Linked DNA regions of Mus musculus: region 2 is linked to region 1. Evidence: chromatin loops called from intact Hi-C (ENCODE). Cell type or tissue: heart. All regions are shown on one strand. Each heading gives the region's core, and the rest is flanking DNA. Links, peaks and the distances in the headings are about the cores only.

What was found. Hi-C counts contacts between places; a loop is a spot of excess contacts. Peaks named below come from ENCODE experiments on the same cell type or tissue, not always from the same donor. Only the 100,000 strongest peaks of a DNase experiment are listed, where the experiment ranks them.
Region 2: it touches region 1 in a loop (6-fold over the local background); 34 of 42 quality-filtered maps call a loop at or near these places.

Annotation. Positions count from the first base shown.
Region 1 is chr1:89,193,289-89,200,936 of GRCm38, forward strand. No RefSeq gene overlaps it. Among named protein-coding and RNA genes, the nearest start is that of Gm34331, 94 kb to the left of the region's middle. In heart, for the core only: a CTCF peak has its summit at 2,997 (motif pointing left); a DNase peak (open chromatin) is centred at 2,963.
Region 2 is chr1:88,747,741-88,755,388 of GRCm38, forward strand. Platr5 (pluripotency associated transcript 5) reads left to right here and starts at 7,150. Exons shown (of 3, transcript NR_040493.1): 1 at 7,150-7,218; 2 at 7,344-7,550. In heart, for the core only: a CTCF peak has its summit at 4,694; no DNase peak of the experiment used is centred there; H3K27me3 peaks cover 548 bases.

The DNA.
Region 1 (7,648 bases), core at 1,858-4,357:
AATGAGGAATCCATGGGCCTCACCTCTCAAAAGTTGAGACTAGGGGCTGGTGAGATGGCTCAGCCAAAAAGAGCACCCGACTGCTCTTCCAAAGGTCCTGAGTTCAAATCCCAGCAACCACATGGTGGCTCGCAACCATCCATAAGGAGATCTGACTCCCTCTTCTGGAGTGTCTAAAGATAGATACAGTGTACTTACATATAACAAATAAAAAAATCTTAAAAAAAAAGTTGAGACTAGAGGTATGTGCCACCACACCCAGCTATCTAAGCGACATTTCAAGATTTCCAGAGGTCCTAAGCTGCCTAGGAATTTGCATTTTTTAACGAATCCTTTAAGTGATTTCTAAATAAAATCAGTCTCCAATGCAGGAATCAAGCAGCACCCACACACACCTCAAGAAGTCGAGTTTTATGAAAGTGAACAGCTTTCAACTCCAAATAGCAGCGAGAGAGTGGGCGGCTGGAGGAGGGGCAGCTGCTGACGATGAGGAAAGGGGGAGGGGTCTCCATGGAGAAGTTGACATTCATAAAACAGTGCTTTAAGCAAATGAAACTTGCCTGAGAAGTAAGTCAATGATCCAAAAGAGAAGACAGAAAAGTTACAGTCCAACTCTACACCCCAACCCCACCCCTGCAAAGCACATCCCACCACCCGTCTCCTCGTACAGCTGGAATCTATTTAGAAGATAATGGGGGAGATATTTTACAGGTCTTGATCCATTTAGAAATAACAGATTCATTAAATTATCACCAGGCTCCATCAACTCTTCCCCTGAACCCCCTGCAGGCAGAATACCTCCCACCAATGTCCTCACCATGGTGCCCAAGACCCAAGGATATGTGATGTTTCATGACAAAAGGAGTTTTGCGAGCAGGGTTGAGTTGACAGAATTTAAAATAGGGAGGGTGAGCCTGGACTACACAGGTAAGCCTAACCTGAATGCATAGAACCTCTCTAGCTGCAGTCCTAAGATAATAACACCTGTAAAAATGTAGGAGGGTGTGAAGGACGAGACTCATCCTCTGCTGATGGCGGGACCACCGGAAAAGGAGAAACAAAAACAAAAACAAAAACGTGGGCAGCCAATAAGAAACACATTTGAGAAAAGGCTTCCTGCTTGGCAACCACATAGCTGCTGGCCCCTGGCTTCCGGGGGTTGGCACTGACCTGTGGGACTACGATATGAAAAGGGATAAGTTTTCCACACCATGTTCGTGATGTTTGTTCTCACGTGCTGTGGGGGCGGTGAACAAGGGGAGTCTGAAGTGCACACTCGACACGGCCTCACCTAAAACACATTAAACTAACTCCTGGGTGGTCACGTGGCCAGGCCATCCCTCCGCGGCAAGGTCCAGCCCAACCTGCGGGACCATGGAGAGGAAAGAATTCCTATGATGCTTCTGGGAAAGACCCGATAAGAGGAGGGGCCACAAACTGAAGGGTTGGCTGGGTGGCTCCTGTAGTGCAGATGGCCCAGCTGTCCCCTGGGCAGCTCAGGCTGAGGTTTCTTTTAGGAAGAGCTAACGGAGCTTGGGCTGTCAGTTCCAAATCCAGCCTTTACTCCCAGAAACTAATGCCTTTGTCCTTGCTGGCTTCTTGTGGCTATTGTCCATTTCCTGGTCGTTCCCTACCAGAGTTCAGGGTATGGCTGGGTTGTTAGTAGGATAGCGCTGCCTCTGACTTCTAATTTTACCCAGACAATGTATCCAAGTCTTTACACTTCGCGTCCTTACTTGTGAAATATGGTGACACAGTACAACACCCTCCCACGCTCCTGAAGTTTCTCTTTCTGAGGTTCCAGTGAAGCCATGATTGGCTGAGGTTCAAAAGTATTCGATGGAAAACTCTAGAAATAAACACTTCATAAGTTTTCAGTCGTATGTTCCTCTCAATTGTGTGACGAGATCTCATCTCTAATTCATCTCTTACAGGATGTGGCTTCAACCACTGGCTACCTTTTAATCACCCAATAGTTAGTTGTCTTGGGTACCAGACCAGTTGTCATAGTAGCACAGTGCTGTTTTAGTAACCCCTTATTTTACTTAATAATGACTCCATAACTCAAGAGCAATGATATTGACAGTTTAACTGCAGGTGGGCGGTTCTGGGAGACTCAGGCCCAGGACCCAGGGTCTTTCATGTGACTGGAGGGCCATCTTGTTCCAGAAGTTTCTTGGAGCCTTCTGGAGTAAGTAACCTTTGACTTGGACTCCAAAACCCAGATCTAGCATCTAGCTCTCAATAGCTGTTTTTCCAGTTAATTTTTTTCAATGCTAGAGATTAAAGCCAGAGCCTTGAGCATACCAGGCAAGCACGCTATACTGATCTGTGTATCCCCAGCAATATGGAGTATTAACAACTATTAGTTTATTTTATGTGTATGAGTGTTTTACCCGTATGTATGTCTGTGTACCACCTGCTGAGGTGAAAGAGGAAGTCAGATCCCCTGGAACTGGGGTCACAGATGGTTGTGAGCCACCATGTGGGTCCTGGGAATTGAACCCATGTGGGTCCTCTGTAAAAACAGGTATTTTTAACTGCTGAGCCACCTTTCCAGCTCCACGTGGACGTTTTAAAAACGGTTTTCTTCTGTATCTCCAGGAGAAACCTCCCAGAAGGCCCACTATGGGCAACTGCGTCAAACTAGGATTCTCCAGCTAGATCTCTCCAGCATCCCTTCCTGGAGATGTGCAGGTTTGGAGACTGGAGGTCAACAAATGCTCAGCTGTGTTGCTCAACAGGGGCTCAGGCAGCTGCTCAGGGCTGACTTAGATGTGAGCCAATATCCAGATAGTAAATACCCCGTCCCCCCACCCCCACCCCCACCCCCACCCCACCCTCACCCCCACCCCCACACAACCACTCATCCAGAATCTTCCATCTTCTCAACAAGCTCACTGTCCTGTCTTCTCTGTCTGAACAGGGCTTGCCAAGGCAGTGACTTGCTGTGGTCAGTCACTGTTTAGCTGGAAAGCTAGCGCCACCTGCTGGCTTAGAAGTCCCATATTTGGGTCCAGGACAGGATCTACCCATCTAGGGAAAACTCCCCAACGGTCTCAACAATGTTGCCAATTAGATCTCTTTGACGTAGACAAAAGGAACCCACCCTAGAGCAAGCTTTAGAATCTCAGTTTCATTATAGCCACCTCCCATGAAACACGGCAAAGCCAGCCCACATGGACTCCGGCACAGAGTGGCTCTAATGCTAAACCTCTGCTCCAGTGAGCACCACTACACGGAACTCAAGGAAGGACTCCTCCACAGGGCTGTGGCCTTGAAGCCACAGGCTTTACCCCAGAGCTGATATGACTTGCAGGCTGTTGAGCTGGGAGCATTTGGAAAGGAGAAGATTCGAAATAATCTGCTTACTAGTCTCCTTTAAAACAAAACAAAACAAAACAAAACCAAAACAGAGCATCCATTTCTCATTAGTGCGTCCAGAAAGTGCTAGAAAGGAACAGGACACTCATGGCAGCCGCCTGTGGTGTCTAAAAAGCACTTTTCAATGTAAAGCTGTTTGTGCCACTGTAAAGGTTTGCTTGTTTTTAATTATATTTCATTCTTTGTTGTCGGGATACATCCATGTGGAAGTTCTCCTGCCGGGCTTAGAGCACAACTCTTAGGAGTTGCTTCTCCCCTTCCACAGTGAAGGTTCTGGGCCTCAAACTCAGATCACCTGAGACCAGCAGGCATCTTTATACCAGCTGAATGACCTCAGTGGCCCATTTGTGTCCCTTTGAGATTGTGTATGTAAGTCTTGGGGAGCCATCCGAACATGTGCAGAGCAGAAGCCGATGTTGCTGTTTCTCTAGAAAGCATGACTCAGCTGCCTAGTTCTGATTTGATTTTTGAGACAGGGTCTTATAATACAGCCCGTGCTGGCCTCAAACTCACTAATTAGCCCAGGCTGGCTCCCAATGGCATCTCCTATGAACATCACTACACCCAGGTCAGTGTAGCTTTAAGGAACAGTGATAAGCATGCAAGCAGGAATAGTTTCAATGATAAAATGATAAAATCGAAGCACTTTGTATATTTTATGCTAATCTCTTTTATGGAATCCTCTTGCCATGTTAAATCTGATGTGTGGGTTTCTGGTATAATTTAAGACTTTCATTGACCATTTTAATGACCGTATTAGCTGACTTGGGTTTCTTGAAGATGGATATTATGCAAAACTACCTGAGAACCTCAATGGGTCAGGAAGTCCACCCTGACTGTTGTTCTTGTCCACAGAAAGGACCATATTAGTAGCAACAGAGGCGATGTTTCTGTTGAAATGAAGAAAAGGCAAATATGGTTACTAGGAGCCTGACTTACATAAGCTGTCACTTGGTGGCCCATTCGCTGGCCCATGGAAGGGGCATTCAGGCGTAGGCATCATTGAGTCTGCGCAGGCATTTTACGGCTACATTGGCAATTTGCAGTCATTTAGAATAACAGCTTTTCATATATTGCTCTCTTTTGGATGTTATGAAGATATTTTTAAAAATGGTTTATTGGTTTGTTAGCCATTTTATCTTTTCAAACAACAGTGTGTTATAACTATCTAGAGAGAGAGAGAGAGAGAGAGAGAGAGAGAGAACAGTATGGGTTGTTATCTCTTTGTGGCGTTTGTTGCCTCAGGCATGGACATTAGGGAACTATTACAATTGAGTTTTATAAATAGAAAACTTGTGTAAGTGGCCCCAGTAGATGGCATTCTAGTTTATAGAAGGGTTGGGGAAAACATTCATAATATTAAGCTGGCGATCTGGGAGGGAGCTCTAGAGGGAGTTCCCTGACTTGGCTACAGGGAGGACAAAGATGGCCAGCTAACAACACCAAGATCAAGAGAGGGGGGCCCAAGAAGCAGGCATGGTGGAAGGGCCTGAGCTGAGTTCAAGAATCCTCAGGGCAGCTTCCAGGAAACTCCTGTCCCTTTCCCGGAGGAACCAAGGACACTTCGGCTGCCTCTTTGACCTTCTGGGGCTACTGAGGCAAACTGCCCCAAAGAATTGAAATTTCCCCAAGATTCCATTGTAACTTTCCCTCATACATCAGCCTCTGGAAACAAAGGGGCCCAGAGAATGAAAATGTCCCCGGGAATCCCATGCTTGGGATTGCCCCTGGTGCCAACCGCAGGAGGAACTTGCCTCCCAGAAAGAGATTATCTACAGCTGGCAACTTAAATCAATGAATATTTCTTGGCCATTGTTTAATCTTTACTAAGAAATGTTGGCTCTGTCCAAGAAAAGCAGAGAAATCTAGGGCTCAGTGCACTTCTGTTCTAACTATTCCATAGCATGCAAAAGGGTGTTTGGGGTATAGGTACACCTTCCTAAGAAACCCTATTTTCAGAGGTTTTATTTTCTTCTTTCTTTTTTTGAGATAGAGTCTTAAGTAGACCAGGCTGGCCTGGAGCTCACAGAGATCCAACTGCCTCTGTGTCCTTAGTGCCAGGATTAAAGGTGTGTGCCATTACACTTGGCATATGCAACCTTTGTCTCCATTTAAAATTGTATTTCTTTTCTTTTCATGTGTTTGGATGCATGTACATGTGTGAACTCACGTGTGCCTGCTGCCCTCAGAGGCATCAGAAGAGGAAATTTGATGCTTGGAACTGGACACACAGAGGGCAGCGAGCCAGCATGTGGGTGCAGGGAACGGAACCTACACCCTCTGACAGAGCAACAAGTGCTCCTATCAGCTGAGCTCCCGTCTCTTGACTCTGACTTGAGTGTAAACGTATAGTTAAGATGACTCTTGTCCTTGATGGGCACACCACCACCATCTGTCCAGTTGTTGGGAGCCGCGCCCACATTCGCCGTTACAAGATGGCGCTGACAGCTGTGTTCTAAGTGGTAAACAAATAATCTGCGCATGTGCCAAGGGTATCTTATGACTACTTGTGCTCTGCCTTCCCCGTGACGTCAACTCGGCCGATGGGCTGCAGCCAATCAGGGAGTGACACGTCCGAGGCGAAGGAGAATTCTCCTTAAAAAGGGACGGGGTTTCGTTTTCTCTCTCTCTTGCTTCTCGCTCTCTCTTGCTTCTCGCTCTCTCTTGCTTCTTGCTCTCTTGCTTCTTGCACTCCTGGCTCCTGAAGATGTAAGAAATAAAGCTTTGCCGCAGAAGATTCTGGTCTGTGGTGTTCTTCCTGGCCGGTCGTGAGAACGCGTCTAATAACAATTGGTGCCGAATTCCGGGACGAGAAAAAACTCGGGACTGGCGCAAGGAAGATCCCTCATTCCAGAACCAGAACTGCGGGTCGCGGTAATAAAGGTTCCCGTAAAGCAGACTGTTAAGAAGGATTCAACTGTATGAATTCAGAACTTTTCAGCTGGGGAACGAGAGTACCAGTGAGTACAGCTTTACGAGGTAAGTCTGATCTTGAACTTTCTAACGAAATTCAAGACAGTCTATCAGAAGTAAAGTGGAATATGTTTGGCCTTGAATTTTTTCTGGTGTTAGGAGCCCTTTTGTTCCTTTTCACATGTTATCAAGTGGTTAAGATAGGGCGGATTCTAGAGGAAATTCAGGACAAGCTATCAGAAGTAAAGCGGGGAGAGAGAGTAGGAACAAAGAGGAAATATGGTACACAAAATAAGTATACAGGCCTTTCCAAGGGTCTTGAACCCGAGGAAAAGTTAAGGTTAGGTAGGAATACCTGGAGAGAGATTAGAAGAAAAAGAGGAAAAAGGGAAAAGAAGAAAGATCAATTAGCGGAGGTCTCTAGGAAAAGGAGCCTGTGCTCATCGCTGGATGGGCTCGGGAAGCCAGCTCTTAGTAGCTCTGAAGCAGGTGAAGAATCCTCCTCTGAGGAAACAGACTGGGAGGAAGAAGCAGCCCATTACCAGCCAGCTAATTGGTCAAGAAAAAAGCCAAAAGCGGCTGGCGAAGGCCAGTTTGCTGATTGGCCTCAGGGCAGTCGGCTTCAAGGTCCGCCCTATGCGGAGTCCCCGCCCTGCGTAGTGCGTCAGCAATGCGCAGAGAGGCAGTGCGCAGAGAGGCAGTGCGCAGACTCATTCATTCCCAGAGAGGAACAAAGGAAAATACAACAGGCATTTCCGGTCTTTGAAGGAGCCGAGGGTGGGCGTGTCCACGCTCCGGTAGAATACTTACAAATTAAGGAAATTGCCGAGTCGGTTCGTAAATACGGAACCAATGCTAATTTTACCTTGGTGCAGTTAGACAGGCTCGCTGGCATGGCACTAACTCCTGCTGACTGGCAAACGGTTGTAAAAGCCGCTCTCCCTAGTATGGGCAAATATATGGAATGGAGAGCGCTTTGGCACGAAGCTGCACAAGCGCAGGCCCGAGCAAACGCAGCTGCTTTGAATCCAGAGCAGAGAGATTGGACTTTTGACTTGTTAACGGGTCAGGGAGCTTATTCTGCTGATCAGACAAACTACCATTGGGGAGCTTATGCCCAGATTTCTTCCACGGCTATTAGGGCCTGGAAGGCGCTCTCTCGAGCAGGTGAAACCACTGGTCAGTTAACAAAGATAATCCAGGGACCTCAGGAATCCTTCTCAGATTTTGTGGCCAGAATGACAGAGGCAGCAGAGCGTATTTTTGGAGAGTCAGAGCAAGCTGCGCCTCTAATAGAACAGCTAATCTATGAGCAAGCCACAAAGGAGTGCCGAGCGGCCATAGCCCCAAG
Region 2 (7,648 bases), core at 3,218-5,717, 440 kb before region 1:
GACTCTCATCTCCTCTCCAGCACACGTCTGCCTGCATGCTGCCATGCTTCCTGCCATGATGATAATGGACTAAACCTCTGAACTGTAAGCCAGCCCCAACTAAAAGTTTTCCTTTATAAGAGTTGCCTTAGTCGTGGCGTCTCTTCCCAGCAACAGAACACTGACTAAGGCAGCCTGCTTTGGGGCTCTGTTGTGCACATGGCTCAGTGAATCACTTGTGCTGACTGAGGTACTAGGTACACAGAGCGTGCATCATCTGATGTCCGCGGAATGAACAAACTAAAGAGTCCAGACAAGCAACTATTCAAGCTACATTTCTAAACAGACGCTCCCAACAGACCTATAGATGACACTAGTACCGAGTAATGTAAAATACACTACAGCTGAGTGACTGGGAAGGGACGCCCCCTTCCCCATGCTCTCCTTCAGGAACCAGGAACCTGTTCATTTGTTTGCCATCTGATGTGCTCACAAAGCCTTCTGGTCTTGTGCTACAGTTGCTGTGTATCTATCACTATTAGACAAATAAGTGGCCAGAAGGCTAGGACCCCACTTGCTGCCTGCTGAGAGCCAGTGTTGTCTAGCTGGTAGAAGTCGATGCATAAGTAGGAGGGAAGGCCCCTAGTTGCCTGGGTTTTGAGCCTGGCCAGCATCAGGTAGGACAGCAGGCTGTGCCTTCACCGTGGAGATGAGCCAGACACTGTTCACTTGAACGGTGGTCCATTGGTGGTTGGAAGGTGACCCGATTTCCTACATCTGCAGGTGCTGAGTCGGCTCCTGAGCAGCAAAGGTCCAGAGACATGGAGGACGGGATGGCAGTCTCAATGAAGCCTACCCAGCCCACTCAGATGGGTCCAGCACTCACTATGTAGGGAGCCATGTGCCAGCCGAAGGAAGGAAGCCAGGCATAGAAACACGTTAGACGCAGACAGAAGCTTGGTGTGGGGCAGGAGGTATGACCCTATGAACGGATTTTTTTGAGTTTTTTCTGGACTCAGCATCTTATTTGTTTAGCTTACCCTTTCTGTACATAACACAGAAGGCTGAGGCCATAGGAGGCCGTAAGAGCAGTAGGGGTAGGGATGGTGGCTCATCAGGTAAAGGTACCTGCTACCAGGCTTAATGACCAGAGTTCTGTCCCATGTGCTAGCGGGACAGAATCAACCCGGGCAAGTCGTCCTCTGATGTTCCTATGTATTCTCTATCTTTCTGTCTCACACACAAATCATTTATACGATTTTAACGCATCGTGCGAAATAAGTCTGCCCTCCTGGGTAGACTTCCAGTGGCCGCCCTCCAACCCCTTCCCCACCCCAGGCCAGGGGGCCATGTAACCATTAGCAGGTGACACAGTCCTTCATGATGAGGAGAGAAGCCTGCTTCACTGGGAACTGATTTAATCGTAGTGTTACCCAGAATGTTCCAAATACTTGTAGCTGATAAGCGTTCTGATACAAAGAAAACCCATGGATATTTTGTAATCCCACGTGACATTTTGTTGCAAAACCTCCCATGAGGTAATCCTTTCACCCATGCCCTGGACTGCTGGGATGGAAGCTTGGTCCCCCTCGCAGCAACGCAGGGAAGCAGCTTCAGGAGGCGGGGCCTAATGAGATGGCTTCAGGTGGTTGGGGTGTGGCTTAGGATGAGGGAGTGGCCATGGCCACTCCCCTCTGTTTTCTGTTTTACTCTGTAACGTAATCTTCTTTGGTTACTGGGGACCCGATAACTCTCAGTGGCCTTTTTTTTTTTGGTGTATTCTCAATAAATATTTGAGAAGCATCTCTATCACACACAGCTAGTAGTTTTTCCCTCTGCGCTGACAAGGAATGTTCTGTCTCATAGCTAGCCCTCCTCTGTAAACTCCCCTGATGATGGATATTCACTTATTTCAATTTGGGTTTCATAGAGAAGTCTGGGTGAATGCTGAGCGCAGGCCTTTGTACAGACATGTGCTTTATTGCTCTTGGGTAAGTACCCAGAATAGAACAACTGGGTCCGATGGGATGTGTTTGCTCTTTAAAGACATGGCAAGGACTGAGAAGGTGGCTCAGTGTGTAGCTGCTTGCTGTGCAAGCCTGAGGACTGGAAATCCATGCAGGTTAGTGATGCTATTGGGAGGCAGAGATGGGTCTCCTCGGGTTAGCTGAACAGTTAGACTACACAGGATCACTGTGCTCTGGGTTCAGTAAGTGACCTTGCCTCAATGAATAAAATAGAGTGACCAATGAAGAAATCTAACATCCACTTCAGGCTTCCATATGAATGCACATACACACACACCACACACTTGCAAATACCACACATATATATATGCCAATAAGGAAGAAATGGCTAAATTGTTTCCCACACATCTGTGCCATTTCCCCATCTGCTCCAGCAGTGTGCATAACTTCCTGTGTCTCCACTCGCTTGACAATACTTTTTAATCATAGACACTCTGGTGGGAGGCATTGTATCTGATTGGCTCTGTTCTGCAGTACCCAGAAGCCATGCTTCTACCTGCTACCTATCCAGCCTTGCTGAATTGCTTTGAGTGACAAATACCCTCCATAGGCTCAGATGCTTGAAAACTTGGTCTCCAGCAGGTGGCACTGTCTGGGGAGGTTCAGGAAATGCAGCCTTGCTGGAGGAAGTCCATCACTGGAGGCGGGCTTTGAGAAATTAAAGATGTAAATCACTTTCAGTTTGTTCTCTATACCCCATGATATGGCTTCAAGATGTGAGCTCTCAGCTCTCGGCTTCCTGCTGAGGCCTCCATGCCTGCTGCTCTTATTCCTCTGCAGTCATAAGCCCACGTAAACTCTTTCTTCTAGAAGGTGCTTTGCTCGTGGTGTTTTGTAACAGAAGAGTAGCTAATACGCTGGCCTCCAGAAACTTCATGCGAATCCCTGGCTGCACAGGGTTTCCAGCCGTGAGAGAAACAGTGGCTCCCTTCCCATTGTACCTGGATTTTAGTTGTAGCTTTCTTAGAGAGAGAACCTGTTTCCCTGGTGTTTATCTGATTGACACAGACACCTACGGTGAGTCAGCAGAGTCCACAAAAGGAGTGGCTGAGTATCTGCAGTGCAGATGCTCACATAATAACCATACGGACCCCAGGATGCAAACACTTCCTCCTGGCTATGTCTGCTCCTGGTCAAAGGCGCACATTCAGAGAAACGCAGTCCATGTCACTCCTGGCTGTACTTTATTACAAAGGCAGATAGTGATAGCCCTGTCCCCCAGCTCAGGACCAGCAGGAGGTTAACTCCTAAAGCTGGTCTGGCACAGAGGCACGGGAAAAGAGAGAGCAGAATGCATTATGGGTGCCTTGAGGGAAAGGCAGATTTCCCAGGAAGGATGCAGGACATCCCTGAGTGCAAGGTCAGGGGCCAGCATGAGAACACGGGGCAGAAGTGCTGAGGACCCTGTGGGGTTTCAGGAGACGATGGCTCTCAGCCTTCCTAATGCCGCAACCCTTTAATACAGTTCCTCCTGTTGTAGTGACCCCCCAACCGGCAAATTACTTTTGCTGCTACTTCATTTATAAGTGTAATTTTGCTACTGTTAAATGTGACATAGGCATGGCAACAGCCTGGAGGGAGGGATTGAGGCAGGGAATAAGTTCCTAGTTGCACAGACTAAGCCCTGGCAGTGTTCAGAGTACCCAGTGGCAGCAGGTTGCCACAGTGTAGAGAGCTATAGGCTGGAAGGGAGTGGGGAGAGCTGGTTAAGTTTCAAGAAAGGGATGACAGGCCTTGGTGAGTGATCCCATGAGCAGGCCCATGGATGACTGAGCACCCACCAGAGTGTGACAGGAAGAGCACAAGGTGTTTGTGCAGACAGGGCAGCAGGCCTGGGCTCGGGAAGCAAAGATTGGGAGGCTCGGCGTAGGGTCCGGACTCTTAGACTCTGCAGCTCAGTAATGCAGAGGGACCGTGGGAAATCCCAGGGCACTTGGTACCATGATGTCAGAAGTAATAATGAGACCGTCAGAGAGTGGCCAGCAAGCATCGCAGGTTTTGGGGATATCCCCTTGATATCCTATGAAGGCTTGCTTCCTGGGGTTCTGCAGGCTACAGACGCACAAGTTCCTTACAAAGGATACAGTGAGTGCTTGTATCAGATGCATAACATCTTAGATACTTAATATTAAACCATCAAAAGACCTCTCTTATCCTGCTGATGTGCAACACTATACCAATGCAGATTGTCTGACTGAGATGACCAATTGACTGGCTAGCACAGTATATAAGAGGGGAGACACAATTGACATATACATGTTATAATTTACCAAAAACAAGCAAAAAGAAAAAAAAACAGCTTTTTTTTTCTTTTAGAAGAGATTTTTAACTTGTTCTGGTTTGGTTAAATTTAGAGTGTGGCTTCGGGGAAGTTCATGGGATTGAGACCCCTGTGATAACGGAGCCCTCCTTCTGGAAGGTCTCCAAACAGAGTTGCTTCTGTTGAGCTGTCCCTCCTTGTTACAGAACATGGAACTGGCTGTGACTTGCCCCTGCTTCTGGTGATGCCGTGTTCCAGCCTGTAATCACATTCATTTTGCACCTGGCAATGGACACTCAAAGTCCTTGTCTCACAAGATCAAGCTCAGCCATCATGCACACAAAGCAGATGTAAAAGTCAGTGGCCTGGGTTGGGTTTTTTTGTTTTTGTTTTTCTGGCTTTATATGAATAGCAAATTACAGTTGTCAGAATATCCACAGGGGGGCTCTCCTGACTTCTAAATGCAGAGGGGCTCACAGTAATTGCGGGGCGGAGGGGAAGTGAACTGAACTTCCACAGTGTAAATAACATTTCAATAAATCTCAATAAGTCTTGAGGACTGGCAGAGTGCTGCATCTGCCGGGTTAGGGTTAGCACCGGCTCTGTGAGGCCATCTGCATCCGTGGGAGGGGGAGGGGGGTCTGCACAGAGTGCTGAATGCTGTTCTGCAAGTCTGTAGAAGAGAATGGGGCTGATTATATTTAAATCAATGAGTAGGGCCAGCATCTTGGTTTTTGAATAACTTATTTTATTCTGAAAATTAAAATATAATTACATAATTTATCCCTCCTTCAGCCATCCTCATTCTTCACTCTCAAATTCATAGCCCTTTTCTTGAAATATTACTGATGTGTGTGTGTGTGTGTGTGCATAAATATATAAATTCATCCAGCTGTGCTCATTCAATGTCAGTTGTGTGAATATGATTTTAGGACTGACCATATCACACTGGATAACCAGTTGGGGGCTCATCACCGAGGAAAACTAATTTCCCTTCTCTATCAGGCGTTAGCTGCATGTAGCACTTACCTAGGGGTGGGGCCCTGTAACATGCCCCCTTTCTATGCTGGTATGGCTGTTGGCACTATACTTATTCACGTCTTGTTTAGGCAGCCATACTATTGAGGTATCATGCGTGAAGCTTCCCTATCAGTTCTAGGAGACATAATCGTCGTCGTCGTCATCCCCCCCCCTGCAGAATTCTTAGCCCTCTGGTTCTTAACAATCTTTCTGCCCCCTCTTCTACAATGTTCCGCAGGCACAGGAGTTATGCTGTAGATGTAGCCATCGGCTCGGGGTTACCCACAATGGATTAGTTGTTCTCTGCATTTTGACTAGTTGTGACTTTATGCAATGGTCTCTGTCTGCTGCCAAGAGAGGCTTCTTGGATGAGGAGGGGTGAGAACTTATCCGTGGGTATAAGGGTAAGCATTTAGGAATTATACCGGTTTAGTGTTTTATTTCTTAATTCTGCTTTAACTTAAGCTGGCTAAGAACAGCCACAATCATCTGAGAAATCTCTCTCTCTCTCTCTCTCTCTCTCTCTCTCTTGCAGTCATGGCTCATGGCTGTTAATAGCAACCATAACTTTTCCATCTCGAGAGTTTTACCAATAACAAGATGTCAGACTTCTGGGAGCAATAAAAACCAACAGATTCGGTGAGGATGCTCCCAACTGCTTCTCCTGGGTGCTTCTTCATTTTCACAAGACACACCCCAGCAAGGCCAAACTTGCCCAGGATGGATCAGCCTTCAGAAATTAGGGGGTGCTGGGGAGAGGGCTTAGGGGTAAAGAAGTTTTCTTGGTCTTCAGCCCTAGAGCTCACGCAAAAGCCAGGGTGGGGGCCTGTGCTTGCAATCCTAACACTGTAGAGGCAGAGACAAGCTGATCCTGGACCCTCCTTGGCCAGCAAGCCTAACACCTGGTGGGTTCCAGGCCAGTAAGAGACCCTGTCTCACAAGTGTGATGAATGGTGCTTGAGAAATGACATCCAGGGCTGATTCTCTGACCTTAAATGGATATCATATAGCTGTGTGTGTGTGTGTGTGTGTGTGTGTGTGTGTGTGTGTGTGTGTGTGTGTGAGTGGGGAAGTGGGTGAGCAGAGACAGTCCTTGCAAAACAAGTGGGGATCAGAAAGTAAATTATGTCCTTAATTACACTTGGAAATATTTAGTCAGGTGTGTTAGTACACACCTTTAATGCCAGCACTTGGGAGGCAGATGTAAGGGCATCTAAGTGAGTTTGAGGCCATCCTGGTCTACAGAGTGAGTTCTGGGGTAGCCAGAGCTACATAATAAAGAGATTCTGTCTCAACAAAAACCCAACCAACCAACCAAACAAACAATTGGAAATTGTTTTTAAATTGTTTATTAAAGAAGAAAATCACATCCCACTTTCCATAGCTACTCAAGAACCCAACACAAACACATACCCAACAGAGAACCTAAGCTCAGACAGCATGAGCAGCCGTGCCTTGGCAAGCTGGGCAGGAACGTTCATTCACACAGAGATGCTCTAGGGACTTAATCAGTATCCCAGGCCTTGTGCAGAATGCACACCTTGATGCCTTCCCCCACGGCCCTGCAGATTTGCCAGACTAGAATTCCACCTTCAGTTCATCTGCTGGGCTCTAACTCACCAGAGACTCTATTTCCAGGTGAATTGTGTGACTTGACTATTCCTCTCAGAACCTGGCAGGTATCCTTCAGGGCCGGCAAGGGTGAGGTTCTCCCCCAAACTCTTTATAAAGTATCTATTTTGATGTTCTCCTGGAGGGTCACTGTGGTGGTTTGAATATGCTTAACCCAGGGAGTGGTGCTATTGGGAGGTGTGGTCTTGTTGCAGTAGGTGTGGCCTTATTGGAGGAAGTGAGTCACTGTGAGGGTGGGCTTTGAAACCCTCCTGCTAGCCACATGGCATCCAGTCGGCTCCTGGATTCCTTTGGATGAAGGTGTAGTAGAACTCTCAGCTCCTCCTGCACCATGCCTGCTTGGAAGCTGCCATGCTTTCCGCCTTGATGATACTGGACTGAACCTTTGAACCTGTAAGCCAGCCCCAATTAAATGTTCTTTTTAGGAGTTGCCTTGGTCATGGTGTCTGTTCACAGCAGTGGAAACCCTAATTCAGACAGTAACCTAGCAGCCTCCCCTGACTCTAAACAACATGATGGGCTGACAGATAATGTCTTTCTCGCTGGAGGTCTTGGCCACCCCCAAACCCAGCTGAAGAGGGAATTGGTCTGGAGCAAAGCCTGTGAGCCAAAGGTGTGTGTGCTGATCCGAGGTAAGAGGAAATAAACATGGAGCCATGTTTTTCTTTTCTCCCAGACGGGTAAGAGAGAGTCTAGGCTCAGTCCTAAGCCAGGCATGGCCGCCAGCCAC